5 separate regions of the Homo sapiens genome follow, and all the other regions are linked to region 1. A link is a contact called in ENCODE Hi-C or POLR2A ChIA-PET data. All regions are on one chromosome and are shown on one strand. The core of a region is the stretch at or near the end of the contact, and the rest is flanking DNA. Distances in the headings are between cores, read along the strand shown. Region 1 overlaps RERE (arginine-glutamic acid dipeptide repeats). Region 2 has its middle 32 kb from the start of ERRFI1. Region 3 has its middle 56 kb from the start of LINC01714. Region 4 overlaps ERRFI1-DT (ERRFI1 divergent transcript). Region 5 holds the start of ERRFI1-DT (ERRFI1 divergent transcript).

Region 1 (2,700 bases), core at 65-2,564:
TAGCTAAAATGCGGAGGTACTCTTGACGATTGTTTTACGTTTAAATTGTTAAAAGAATTTTTTAGTGTGGGATGCTGTCTTCCTTGTTTCTCCTCTCTTGTTTACTCAACTCTTGTTTTCTGAAACTGTAGGGAGACCTGCTTGACCACTTTTTGTTTGCTGAGAAGGAAACTCCTGTAATAGGTTACTTTGTTTTACTTGCAGCCCTTAAGCGTCCCTGGCGCACATGTGCCCCGCGCTCTGTGGGCATTGTTTGGCTGGAGGCCTCTCAGCCACACGGAAAATCTAAAAAATGGTCTGTGAATGAACACGGGTGTCTACAGAGAAATTCCATTTTCCCTTTGTGCCTCTGTGTTTTAAGATTGAGACACTGAGTAAAAGTTGAGAACAGATTTAACAAAGTCCTCACAATTCTGTGCCAAAATTACTGTTTTGAGTTCTGGCTTTTTTTTTTTTTTCCTCTTTCTGGAAACTCCAAATTTAAAGTAGACATGATTTGAAACCTTACAGATGGGAACAATATCCCATGTAAGCACGTTGATCTGTGGGCAATTATTTCCAGAAGCACAACCAACTCTACATTTTTATGCATGTGTTAGACTTGGGCTCTGAGAGGCAGTTGCCTTTCTGAATATTTACATTGCCTAGTAAATTACACAAGGCAGATTTTTAGATGCTTAACAGCAGCTTCACAATAGTGTGGGGGCAGCAGAGTTGAGCTTGTATTTTTTTTTTCTAACTCTGTAATTTAGTAGTGTTTAAACTATTTTATAAAGATCCCTGGGACCAGTGAAAGATGGTTTTTCAGTCCAGAGCAGTTGAGCGCTCATTGTACTCCGGCAGGCGCTGGCGCTTGGCAGGCTGCACTTGAAATGTTATTTGATCTGGTTGCATGATAGAATTGACCAAGATTACACTTTTTCCCTCCCCGTGGCTGATGAAAGCAATGCATCTGCGAGAAGTGTTCAATAACATATTTAAAGACTTAACCCACATTCATTCACTCTAAGATTTCCAGAAAAAGGCCGTTTAGATTTTTGTCTTGTTTTGTGGTTTTTGCATTTATGAATTGAGGCAAGAGCTGACGTAATGTAGCTGTACCACTTCCTTTGTGTGTGTGTTTTTATAGCGTATAGGATATGTTACAATCTACATGGTTGTGATTATTTTTGAAATGCCTGAGAGAGGGAGGGAGGGAGTGTGTGCGTGTGTGTGTGTGTGTGTGTGTGTGTGTGTGTGTGTATTCCCCTCACCCCCATCCCGGTGCCTTCAGCTATATGGCAATTCATTTTTTACATTGTAGGTTAGGGGAGGGAAGACTGTGATGGTAAACCCCATCAACGTATCAGTAAGGCTCAGTGAATTGCCTGTGTGTGATGCAGACTAGCTTTTCATTTTAACTAGTGCAACTGTGTACAGCTGTTAGGTCAGAATGCATTGGCTGCTCCTACAGGGTAGTTTTATCTTACACTGAAGGTTTTATGGACTTGACTGGTTGTGTTTCTTAATCCCTCTCCCATGCCACCGTGCTTGCTTTTAAGCAAGTGATAGAACAAGACAAGCTTTTGTTTACTTATTTAATAGTTGACTTGTGAGAGATTTATTTTTGATTTTGAGGAAATTGGTAAACCATGTAACTTATTAGTAGGTATTATATTTACCATGCTTTTCCAAGGCCAAAGGGTTTTGCTTGCTATTGTGTAGGCTGAGAAGCCGATGGAGCCATCCATTTTATAATGACATAGGAAGCCAATATTTTGTGTAAAAATCAACAATGAAAAATGGGTTCTTTGTTAACTAGTCTAGGATTAGTTTGTAAAACTCAAGCAGAAATAAATGTTGGCATCATTGGAGATAAGGTGGCTAGAATGTTTCCCCCTTGTCTCTTACCTCTCGTTACATTGTACAAAAGGACTTGAGCAACCCATTGACCAACAGCAGTTTGGCCATGGGCTGGGTGGCACATAGAAGCTTTTAGACGTGTCTGCTCAGGGGCATGTGTGGCCAACTTGATATTTTATAGTGTTATTGTTTCAAGTTATTAGAAAGTATTTATGAGTAGATTTGAGTCTTTTCAGGCTTTTCAGGCTGTAACATAGATTGTAATGTGACTGACATGGGTTCTCAGTGGTCTGGTCTCTTTACTGTCTGCTTTCCTGTTGAGTAGATACTACTGTCCAGAGCTGTTATTATCTACTGCATTTATTTTTATTTTTATTTTTTTTGAGTTGGAGTCTCACTCTGTCACCCAGGCTGGAGTGCAATGGCATGGTCTCGGCTCACTGCAGCCTCCGTCTCCCGGGTTCAAGTGATTCTCCAGCCTCAGCCTCCTGAGTAGCTGGGACTACAAGCGTGTGCCACCACGCCTGGCTAATTTTTGTATTTTTAGTAGAGATGGGGTTTCACTATGTTGGCGAGGTTGGTCTCGAACTCCTGACCTTGTGATCCACTCGCCTCGGCCTCCCAAAGTGCTGGTATTACAGGCATGAGCCACTGCGCCTGGGCTATCCATTGCATTTTTAAAAAGGAGCAAAAGTCGTAGAAACAAACTTGATTGAAATCTGTTTATGACTAAAGCTGATATTATAAATGTGGTACCTTTGTGTCAGAGGCCCAGTTTGCTGATAGAAGATGGGGGCTGAGGGTTGTTGGGGCGGAGTGGGATCTCGTGGGGGTGGCTGGGTAGAAAGAGAGCTTGTC
Region 2 (2,700 bases), core at 16-2,515, 710 kb after region 1:
ATAAAGATTATTTTGAGCTGAAGGCAATTGAGAATCAACAGATCCAGAAAGAGTTCTCTGCCCTCCCCCTTTTTGCCTAAAAGCAGGTCATAAATTTGATCACACCAGTGTACTCCAGCCTGCGTGACAGAGGAAGACCCTGTCTCTTAAAAAAGTAAATAAGTAAATAAAAGTATCTGTATTTCTATATACCAGCAACAATCAGAAAACAATTTAAAAAAGGAATTAACAATGAAAAAGAAAGGAAGGAAGGAGGGAAGGGAGGGAGGGAGGGAGGAAAGAAAGAAAAAGGAGAAAGAAGGAAAGAAGGAAGGAGGGAGGGAGGGAGGGAAGGAAGGAGAGAGAGAGAAAGAGAAAGGAAGAAAGAGAGAGAGAGAAAGAGAAAGAAAGAGAGAGAGAGAAAGAGAAAGAAAGAAAGAGAAAGAAGGAAAAGGAAAAAAAGAGAAAAAGAAAAGGAAAGGAAAGGGAGAGAGAGAAAGAAAAGGAAAGAGAGAAAAAGAAAGAAAGGGAGAGAGAAAGAAAGAAAAAGAAAGAAAAGAGAAAGAAAGAGAAGAGAGAAAGAAGAAAGAAAAAAAGACAGACCTAATAATACCAACAATAAATCCAAAAGATGTGTAAACGCTTAATGGGGAAATTACAAAACTTTATTGAAAAACATTAAAGTTGGCTTATGCGTGGGTCAACCATAGTGGCTCACGCCTGTAATCCCAGCACTTTGGGTGGCTGAGGCAAGTGGATCACTTGAGGCCAGGAATTCAAGACCAGCCTGGTCAACATGATGAAACCCCATCTCTATTAAAAATACAAAAGAATTAGCCAGGCATGGTGGCACATGCCTGTAATCCCAGTTACATGGGAGGCTGAGGTGGGATAATCGCTTGAACTCGGGAGGTGGAGGTTACAGTGAGCTGAGATCGCGCCATTGCACTCCAGTCTGGGAGACAGAGTGAGACTCTGTTTCAAAAAAAAAAAAAAACAAATCATATCAGCAGCAACAACAAAAACCCGATTCAAAACTGGGCAAAGTGCACACTTCAGTAGCACATATACTAAAAATGGAACAACACAGATTATTAGCATGGCCCCTGGAAAAAAAAATTTAATGGGCAAAGCACTTGAATAGACATATCTAAGATGTACAAATGGCCAATAAGCAGATGAAAAGATGCTCCACATCATTAGTCATTAGGAAAATGCAAACCAAAACCACAATGAGAATGACCATATGATTCAGCAATTCCACTTCTGCGTGTATACCCCAAAGAATCGAAAGCAGGGTCCGGAAGAGCTGTGGACACCATGTTAACAGCAGCATTATTCACAATAGCTAAGAGGTGGAAGTAACCCAAGAATCTATAAAGGGATGAAAGGATAAGCAAAATGTGGAACATACATACACTTAAATTTTATTCAGCCTTAAAAAGGAAGGAAATTATGGGCTAGGGGCAGTGGCTCACGCCTGTAATCCCAGCACTTTCAGAGGCCAAGGCGGGCGGATCATTTGATGTCAGGAGTTTGAGGCCAGCCTGAAGAACACAGCGAAACCCCGTCTGTACAAAAAATACAAAAATCAGCCTGGTGTGGTTGCGCGCGCCTGTGATCCCAGCTACTTGGGAGCTGAGGCAGGAGAATCGCTTGAACCTGGGAGGCGGAGGTTGCGGTGAGCCAAGATCACACCACCGCACTCTAGCCTGGGCAACAGAGCGAGACTCGGTCTCAAAAAAAAAAGGAAGGAAATTCTAACACATGCCACAACATGGACGTTGAGGATGATTTGCTAAGTAAAATAAGCCAGTCACAGAAAGACAAATACTATGTGATTCCACGGAGAGGAGGTACTGAGGGTACTCTCATTCACAGAGAGAGAAGGTGGAATGGTGGTTGCCAGGGGCTAGGGGTAGGGGGAAGGAAAGTTAGTGTTTACTGGATACAGAGTCTCAGTTTTACAAGATGAAAAAGAGTTCGGGAGATGGATGGTGCTGATGCTTGCACAACGGGATGAATGTATCTAATACCACCGAACCGTATACTTAAAATGGTTAGGATGGTACATTTCATGTTGTATGTATTTTACTGCAATAAAAAAATTTAATGGGGGAAATCCATTAATAGAGGAATGCCCAGGAGTTTGAGACCAGCCTGGACAACATAGTGAGACCCCATCTCTACAAAAAAATACAAAAAAATTAGCTGGGTGTGGTGGCATGTGCCTGCAGTGCCAGGTACCTGTAGTTCCAGCTACTGGGGGTGAAGGGGCGGGCAGCTGAGGTGAAAGAATGGCTTGAGCCCAGGAGGTGGAGGCTGCAGTGAGTCTTAATCGCACCATTATTCTCCAGCCTAGGTGACAGAACAAGACTCAGTCTCAAAAAAAAAAAAAAAAAGGTTAAATTACAGTGTGGTTATACTATAACATTCTGTTCAACCATTACATAAACAAAGTGGACTTGAACATGAGCAGATTTCTAAGACATACTGTTTCAAAAAATTCAATTTGCAAAACAATATACTCAATAGGATCCTATGTATTTTATTTTGTTTTTATTTATTTATTTATTTTGAGATGGAGTTTTGCTCTTGTTGCCCAGGCTGGAGTGCAATTGCGTGATCTCGGCTCACTGCAACCTCCGCCTCCCGGGTTCAAGCGATTCTCCTGTCTTAGCCTCCTGAGTAGCTGGGCTTATAGGCGCCGGACGCCAGGCC
Region 3 (2,700 bases), core at 161-2,660, 550 kb after region 1:
AATAAAGGCACCCACCCACCCATCAGCCCAGGCCACAGAGCGCAAAGGCCGGGGACTTAGCAGCAGGAATCTGCTGGCACAACTGTCGCCATGGGCCTCTATCCGCTCTGGACACCCAGCACCTAGGCCAAGGCCAAGTGTTACAAGATTTGCCTTTTCCACTGAAGTGCAGAACGCTTTCCTGGTGGTTGTTTTGGGTGGCGGGGGGAGGGTGTTGAGAGGGTCAGGGGATCAGAATTTCCTGGTCCTTTTAACTATAAAAGATCTATAATGTTGTACATGTCTCTCTGCTTCTAGTTCAGCTAGCGTCATGCGAAATGGGGCTTTCTGCGTGACTGCACAAAAACCAGCAAGTCCAAACAGGAGGTGTCTTCCCAAGAGGTAGGCAGGTTGTGTGAGCAGGAGGGCCACCGTGAGAGGTGAATCCAGCTGGGCTTCTGGGTCAGGTGGGGGGACTTGGATAACTTTTCTGTCTAGCTAAAGGATTGTAAACACACCAATCAGAGCTCTGCGTCTGGCTAAAGGTTTGTAAACACACCAATCAGCACTCTGTAAAAACGCACCAGTCAGCGCTCTGTGTCTAGCTAAAGGTTTGTAAATGCACCAATCAGCACTCAGTAAAAACGGACCAATCAGCACTCTGTAAAATGGACCAATCAGTGCTCTGAAAAGTGGACCAATCAGCAGGATGTGGGTGGGACCAAATAAGGGAATAAAAGCTGGCCACCTGAGCCAGCAGCGGTAATCTCCGCCAGTCGTCTTCTAACTGTGGAAGTTTTGTTCTTTTGTTCTTAGCAATAAATTTTACTGCTGCTCAGTCTTTGGGTTTGTGCTACCTTTGTGAGATTAACAGTCACCATGAAGGTCTGCAGCTTCAGTCCTGAAGCCAGCAAGACCACGAATCCACCAGGAGGAACAGAGAACTCCACACACACCACCTTTAAGAGTTGTAACACTCACTGCAAAGGTCTGTGGCTTCACTCATGAAGTCAGTGAGACCACAAACCTACCAGAAGGAAGAAACTCTGAACACATCTCAACATCTGAAGGAACAAACTTCAGACACACCATCTTTAGAACTGTACCACTCACTGTGAGGGTCCGCGGCTTCATTTTTGAAGTCAGCGAGACCAAGAACCAACCAGAAGGAACCAATTCTGGGCACAACTGGGCTCCCGGTTTGTGGACAGCCATGTCATCTCCTCCTTTGGGGTAGTGTCCCCAACATGATGATCCATGCCCCTGATTTGGCCTGACGCAGGGCAGTAATTGTGCACTAGTAGCGGGGTCAGGTATATCAATTAACCGACATCAATGCGAGTCCTAGAGCCAGCTCTGGTGTTTACTAGCCATGTACCCATGAGCAAACCATTGACGTTTGTCGGAGCCTCTTCAACTGTAAAAAAGAGACTCCCTGACTTCAAAGTCCCCTCAATTCTAACGTGTGGTTTCATGGTTTCCTTTGCTAATGTACGAAAAAGAACAAGATGATTATATCTTAAAGTTATAAAATCTATCATAATAAGCACACTACTTATGCAGTGATCTTTGAAAGCAGCCCTTTTTTTTTTTTTTTGAGATGGAGTCTTGCTCTGTCGCCCAGGCTGGAGTGCAGTGGGGTGATCTCGGCTCACTGCAACCTCCACCTTCCGAGTTCAAGTGATTCTCCTGCCTCAGCCTCCAGAGTAGCTGGAGTTAAAGGCACGTGCCACCATGCCTGGCTAATTTTTTTGTATTTTCAGTAGAAACGGGGTCTCACCATGTTGGCCAGGCTGGTCTCGAACACCTGATCTCAAGCCATCCTCCTTCCTTGGCCTCCCAAAATGCTTGGATTACAGGCATAAGCCACCACGCCTAGTCGGAAAGCAGCCCTTTAAGGGAAAAATGAACAAGTCAGGAGTATAGAAGCAGACAAAACACATCTGGCGCAGCCCTGACTCAGCTTTAAAGTTGAGGGGCAAATAGATATTCCTAAAATGAAACCGTAAGCACTGATCCTGAAGAAAGATATCTGCGTCCTCCAATCTGTGTGCAGCACAGAACCATCCTGATGAGCTACAATGTAGCAGCATCAGGCCTTCTTGGGTTTTTAAAACCTGGATTGATACGAAATGGTAATGTGTAGAACTTCTAGTGACAGCCCAGTCGGGCTCATCACCCATTATGCTATTTCTCCATGAGGAATAAAAACTAGCCAAACGCAGTGGCTCACACCTATAATCCCAGCACTTTAGGAGGCCAAGGCAGGAGGATGGATCGCTTGAGCTCAGGAGTTCAAAACCAGCTGGGCAGCATGGTGAAACCCCATCCCTACAAAAAAATACAAAAATTAGCCGGGTGTTGTGGTGGGTGCTACTCAGGCGTGTGAGGTGGAAAGATCGCTTGAGCCTGGGAGGCAGAGATTGCAGTGAGAGGAGATTGTGCCACTGCACTCCAGCCTGGGGGACAGAAAGAGACCCTGTCTCTGAAACAAACAACAGCAACAAACTGGGACAAATTCATCTCAGAGTTGGCCTGTCTCTCCCGGAAAACAGGTCTGTTTTCTTTCCGTAGACAATGTGCCCTATGTAACTCATCCCTCCTTTGATCAGCTCCTCAGAGAATTCAGAATAAAGGTCTGTTTTCACCTCAGTACTTTCACCTAACAAGTTCCTGACTTAAATTGCACTTGTCACTTCATTCTTATTTTAATGTTTTTTC
Region 4 (2,700 bases), core at 13-2,512, 620 kb after region 1:
AAATAGAGAGGGAAAGAAATGCTATTCATTCCACAAACATTCCAACCCCAGGAAGGCCCTCCTCCTGCATCTAGCCACGGTAATATCCCAATTATTCTCCAGAACAGCAACCAGGCTGGTTGGCCTCCTCTCCGACCTCATATTCTGTCAAACTAACACCCAGCTCTGTTCTAGTCATTCTACCAACCTGCCATTCTTTCCCCTTCTGTTCTGAGTTTTCAAATTCTTCCTTGCGGCCCAGAACAAATGACTCATAGATGGGGAGTGTGTCACCGCCAACTGCCCCTCTCTATTTAAAAACAGAGCTCAAGTTCTACCTTTTCAACAACACCTTCCCCAATTCAGTGATGTCAGCAAATGCTTACCAGGCAGTATTATGTGTGCTGTGTCCTGTGTGGAGCCTGAATGTACTAGAATAGAGAGGAGATCAAAAGATAAAAATAACATGGCCTCTGGCGTCAAGGTATTTCCAGTCCAGCAGAACGATTTTCTTTTTTAAAATAATAAAACAAAGTAAAGCTCTAGGCTGATAAAGACACAGGCTAATGTTACAGTACAAGCTGAGGCAAAAAGTAATGTGTACTTTCTCTGAAACTGCATTTTATTTGTACTCCTGTGATTTTATGATTCTCCTACAGTAATCTATATCCACAGCTGATTTGGAAACTTCCGGAGGGCAGGAACTGTATTTTACCTGTCTCTAGTGAAGCTTCAGGAATAAGCCTTAGAGAGGAAGAAAGCTACAGCAGAGAGCCCAGGGAGAGAGGCCAGAGGTCATCCTACCATGATCCTACCACGGAACCAGTTTTTCTAAAGGCAGTTCCCCTCATCCTTATCACAAAAAAGCAGCAAATCATAACGAAGCCGCAAATTAACCAGAACCTTTCTTCTTCAAGGAATGAATCATTTACACACCAAAGGATATGAAGTGGAGTTTTGTCCAATGACATATTCAATTGCCTTGGTCTCCTAGAACTCTAATTTGATGTTGAGATTAAATACATCTTCCAAGATCCTTGAGTGGCAATTGAGAAATACAATTTAAGAAAAATGAATAAAAGTATCTACCTCTAAACCCCACCTTTTCTAGCCCATTAAGGTGATGGTGATTTCAGGTCAAGAGCAAGGCCGTCGAGGTGAAGCTAAAAAGACGTGGCTGGGCTGCAGGGCCGCAGGGCTGTGGTGTCTAGCCAGCTGTTACAGTAGGTGGTTCACGGACAGCTGTGAGTCACACTGACTGAAGTGGCAGCTCTTGACCAGTACTGTAGGCGCTAAGATCCGGTATTTGCTCTTAGACCGTGGGAGCAAAGACTAACAAGGAAAATACAACAGAACAGCTGGGAAATAAATTCCCTTCTGGCCTGCACAAAAAGGGCCCCTGCCAAGTCATTTTCCATCCTGGAGCCAGGGGAGGTCTAGGAAGGATATGTGCTTTTCTGTCCTTCAAATCCTTTGGCCTTCCCTCCAGTCTCACTTATCACTTCCCACCCCCTCCCCCAACCCCTGCTAAAAATGATACTAGGCTTTGACTCTGTTTCGTAACACAAAGCTTGACAAAAATATATGAGTGGACAAGCAACTTTTAAAACGTCATTTTAGCATATTTTTCTTTTTTCTTTTTTGAGACGGAGTCTTGCTCTATCGCCCAGGCTAGAGTGCAATGGCACGATCTCGGCTCACTGCAACCTCCGCCTTCCCTCGTGCAGAGGGAAGGGGTTCCGAGTGGATCTCCCAGTTCGTGGTGAGATGCAGTTGGTTTTATAGATGAACTTGAGAAGGTGGTGTCTGATTTACACAGGGCACAAAGGATTGGTGGGACCAGGTGAGCCATTCACATAGCATGCAAAGAAGCTGGCCACCCCACCCTAATCTCTCTTTTTTTTTTTTTTTTTTGAGACAGAGTCTTGCTCTGTCACCCAGGCTGGAATTCAGTGGCATGATCTTGGCTCACTGCAACCTCTGCCTCCCAGGTTCAAGTGATTCTTCTGCCTCAGCCTCCCGAGTTGCTGGGATTACAGGCATGCACCACCATGCCCAGCTAATTCTGTATTTTTAGTAGAGACAGAGTTTCACCATTTTGGCCAGGCTGGTCTCGAACTCCTGAACTCAGGTAATCCACCCGCTTCAGCCTCCCAAACTACTGAGATTATAGGTATGAGCCACCACGCCCAGCCCCTAGTCTCTTATCATGCAGGTGGGGTCTCTATCTGGCCAGCACCATGTAGCCTGCTTCTTTACTACACACGTGGCAACAAAGGAAAGGGGAGAGAGCCTCTGTGTTGAACATACCTGGCTTCCAGGAAGCCCTTTTCTATTGGCACAGCTGCTGGCATTTACCTATGCAAGCTTCCAGCTTGCTTGTCTATGTTTGCAGCTTGATTTTTCAGGCTGCTTTGTATTAGAAAAGAAATTATTTGTGGGCTGCTTTTTATTAAAAGGACTGAGGACTCTCTTACCCTCACTATCTGCCTAAGTAATTTCTTTTTAACACCTGTATCAATCTCTCTATCTCCTTATCCAGATTCAGGAAAGGTGAACTCACAGGAAAAGGAGACTAAAGTTCTGATAGAGGAACTTTTACCATAGGCTACCAGCCATTCTTTCCAGGGATGATGTGTGCAAGACTCATCTGCATAACAAGACAGCCTTTGCTCACCCATGCCTTTCCTCCTGGCGGCCCCCGTGACGTGTCACCACCTC
Region 5 (2,700 bases), core at 99-2,598, 670 kb after region 1:
TAATAGTTAACCTGATAATAAGGCCAGAATCTCATTCCATATGTTAAACTACCCCAATTAGCTAGTGATCAGTGTCTAACTATCAGGCATTATTGCTGAAGTGCAAGCAGGGGCTCCAGGAGGCTAGAGGTCAGCGACAGGTCTCTGGGCTCTCCCAACAGAGGACCAGCCAGGGAATTTGTTCTAGTTAAAACTAGAGGGTTTCCGTCTGTTTGCTTTTTTTCTGACTTTAGTCACTCTTGGTTTGTTATCATTTGTATTATTTATTTTACGGTTAAACTATAAGCCTAAGTTGCATCACTGGCGCCCCGAGAAACCTCCTCCCACAGGCCCGCTGGGGCTTTGTCCTTGGGCATCCGTGGCCTCTCCAAAGCCAAAAGACGTCGGGGCCAGCTCAGGTCGCCTGAGTAAACACAAACCTGGGAAGCCGAGGGCCCCCTAAGTCAGTAGTGAGGGAGCTCCTCCTGGAAACCCACAGCGACCCTGAAGGGCTCAACCTCGAGCAGGACCTTTCCTCCATATTCCAACGCAGTCAGAGGAGCCCTGGGTTCCCCCCGCGTAGCCTCACCGCCCCACGCCGGCCCACTCTGTCCCCTCATCCTCCCTTGCTGTCCTACTCTGTCCCTCGCCATCCCTCACAGTCCCACACTGTCCCTCACCGCCCCTCACAGTACCTCACCGTCCACTGTCCCACACTGTCCCTTGACATCCTTCATTGTCCCTCACCGCCCCTCACAGTGCCTCACTGTCCACTGTCCCATACTGTCCCACACTGTCCCTTGCCATCCTTCACTGTCCGAGTCCCTCACAGTCCCAAAGTCCCTCACTGTCCCACAGTCCCTCACCGTCCCACACTGTCCCTCACTGTCCTACACAGTCCCTCACTGTCCCTCATCGTCCCGCACTGTCCCTCACCGTCCCACACCGTCTCTCATCGTCCCGCACTGTCCCACACAGTCGCTCACCGGTCCACACGGTCCCTCATCATCCCACACTATCCTTCACTGCCCCACACAGTCCCTAAGTGTCCCTCACTGTCCCTCCCACGCCGCAAGCCCAGTCGAGAGCGGCTCCCCTCTCCCCCTCCAGGGCTTCTTCGGCCCACACGGCCAGCGGCGGCCCGCGGAGAGGAAAAAACACACAATCTTGCCCGGAGCCTGAATTTATGGGAAATCCCGCGCGAAGCGCGATGTGCCCTCAGTTCGGGCAGGAACAGCGGCCGAGGCCCGGGTCGCCGCGGGCTTCTGAGGAAAGCTCGGCGTTGAGAGGCTCCCAGGGCTGCCGCACGGCTCAGGCAGAGGAGCGGAGCTGCGGCCGCGGTCAGCCCGGAGACGCCTCTCCGGGAGACAAAGCCGGCTCCCTGCAGCGCCGCGATACGCCACGGTGGGCCCGGCGCAACGCCTCGGCCACGGCATCGCCCCTTTAAGCGGCGCGCGCCCTGATTGGCTGCGGGAGGAGGCGGGGCGGGACGCGGCGACCTCACGGCCCGGCGGCCTATGCTATATATAGAGGCGGCGGCGGCAGCCGCGGCGACGGCGGTCCGGTGCGAGGCAGAGTGCTAGCGGGAGCGCGAGCCAGCAAGAGGCGCCTGCGCGATGTCCGGGCCCCTGAGCCCGCGGCGCTGAGCCAGCCGGGACGGACATGCGCGGGAGGGCGCCGCGGGGCAGCCGCCGCTCCTCCGGGGTAAGGGGCCTGGCGCGCTGAGGGGGTGGGGAGGGCCACGCAGCGCTCCGTTCCCTCAGGGGGCCCCGCGCCGGGCGCCGGGATCCAGGCGGCTCCCCGACGCGAGGGCGGGGGCGTGGAGGGCGCGGGGAGGGTCGCCGCGACGCGGAGTCTCTGGGATGGAGGGAGAGGCCGGCCGGTCGCTCGCGGGCTTCTCCCCATTGAGGTGTGGAGAGCGGGACCCTCCCCGGCGGCGCAGCCCGGGCCTGGGGACGCCGCGAAGTGCCGGCGCCCGCCGCCTTCTCCACGCCGGCTGTGGTCGTCGCGCGGCCCCTCGGCTGGCCGGGGCCATGCACCCGAGCGCCCGGGATACGTCCCCGCAGCACCGGGACCGCAGGAGCGGACGGGGGTTCGGGAGCGGCGAGCATGAAGGTCCTCGTCCCGCAGCCTGCGCTCGCGGGGTTGCCCGGCGGGGATGAGCGTCTTCGGGCCTGGGGGCTTGTTTGATTTTTTTTTTATTTGTAAAAAGGGGGTTGCGTTGTCTTGTTCACACCGTGTACCCGTAAATCCTGTCTTGAAAGCTGGGGTGGGAGGCTCGGCGATTGCTTGCGGTGGTTGGTACCGGTTCTCTGGCGGTCAGCCCCGCTCCCTCTGCCTAATCTCACAGCGACGATGGTAATGCCGAAATCAGTATTTAAAAATTCGTCTAAGCTGTTCTGAACTCTTCCTTCTCTCCTAGAAACGTGATTCTTTGCTCTGAGTGTCTTAAGTACGGCTTTGAATGGAATCGGACTGCAAAATTATGTGTTCAAGACGTGAATGCTTATTGGGAATTTTGTGTGTGTATTTATATGTATATCATAGCCCTGTACAAATTAGATGACTCTTTAACCGTGAATGGTGCTGTATTAGTGCTTGCTAAGTCTTTATTAGGATTTCATCATTGCTTGAAAGAAACCAGTCTCTTACCTGATAAAAATATGAATAGATGGTTAGTCATAAACTTAAGTCAGAATGGAGACTGTAGCTTTAAAAGAG

What was found. A loop is a pair of places that touch in the nucleus more often than their neighbours do. ChIA-PET counts read pairs that join two places held with the same protein, here RNA polymerase II (POLR2A). Pooled maps may share reads with other maps.
Region 2: a pooled map shows a loop between it and region 1 (3-fold over the local background). The contact joins two enhancer-like sites. A Hi-C loop is called at or near these places in 3 of 50 pooled maps. POLR2A ChIA-PET finds 5 or more read pairs at or near these places in 2 of 52 experiments (T-cell and WTC11).
Region 3: a loop to region 1 is called in a map of naive thymus-derived CD4-positive, alpha-beta T cell, with 6 times the contacts of the local background. The contact joins two enhancer-like sites. A Hi-C loop is called at or near these places in 1 of 168 maps with a recorded cell type or tissue (naive thymus-derived CD4-positive, alpha-beta T cell) and 6 of 50 pooled maps. POLR2A ChIA-PET finds 5 or more read pairs at or near these places in 1 of 52 experiments (GM12878).
Region 4: POLR2A ChIA-PET joins it to region 1 with 10 read pairs in Panc1. The contact joins two enhancer-like sites. POLR2A ChIA-PET finds 5 or more read pairs at or near these places in 2 of 52 experiments (MCF 10A and Panc1).
Region 5: a map of heart right ventricle shows a loop between it and region 1 (2.0-fold over the local background). The contact joins the promoter of ERRFI1-DT here to the enhancer-like site in region 1. A Hi-C loop is called at or near these places in 2 of 168 maps with a recorded cell type or tissue (heart right ventricle and posterior cingulate gyrus) and 11 of 50 pooled maps.

Annotation. Positions count from the first base shown.
Region 1 is chr1:8,699,830-8,702,529 of GRCh38, reverse strand. All of the region lies in intron 1 of RERE (arginine-glutamic acid dipeptide repeats), which reads left to right. Among named protein-coding and RNA genes, the nearest start is that of RERE, 120 kb to the left of the region's middle. RefSeq lists a silencer at 1,212-1,311. Within about 2 kb of position 1,314, at least 29 of the 41 ENCODE cell types and tissues checked have a DNase peak (open chromatin) inside an H3K27ac peak, as active enhancers do; they include Panc1 and heart right ventricle, where a contact is called at or near this core.
Region 2 is chr1:7,992,801-7,995,500 of GRCh38, reverse strand. No RefSeq gene overlaps it. Among named protein-coding and RNA genes, the nearest start is that of ERRFI1, 32 kb to the left of the region's middle. Within about 2 kb of position 1,265, at least 3 of the 41 ENCODE cell types and tissues checked have a DNase peak (open chromatin) inside an H3K27ac peak, as active enhancers do.
Region 3 is chr1:8,151,526-8,154,225 of GRCh38, reverse strand. No RefSeq gene overlaps it. Among named protein-coding and RNA genes, the nearest start is that of LINC01714, 56 kb to the left of the region's middle. Within about 2 kb of position 1,410, at least 3 of the 41 ENCODE cell types and tissues checked have a DNase peak (open chromatin) inside an H3K27ac peak, as active enhancers do.
Region 4 is chr1:8,075,938-8,078,637 of GRCh38, reverse strand. The region is part of intron 2 of ERRFI1-DT (ERRFI1 divergent transcript); the gene reads right to left. Among named protein-coding and RNA genes, the nearest start is that of ERRFI1-DT, 51 kb to the right of the region's middle. Within about 2 kb of position 1,262, at least 28 of the 41 ENCODE cell types and tissues checked have a DNase peak (open chromatin) inside an H3K27ac peak, as active enhancers do; they include Panc1, where a contact is called at or near this core.
Region 5 is chr1:8,025,141-8,027,840 of GRCh38, reverse strand. ERRFI1-DT (ERRFI1 divergent transcript) reads right to left here and starts at 1,348. Exons shown (of 3, transcript NR_185980.1): 1 at 420-1,348. ERRFI1 (ERBB receptor feedback inhibitor 1) reads left to right here and starts at 1,532. Exons shown (of 4, transcript NM_018948.4): 1 at 1,532-1,683. RefSeq lists silencers at 1,447-1,496, 1,617-1,716.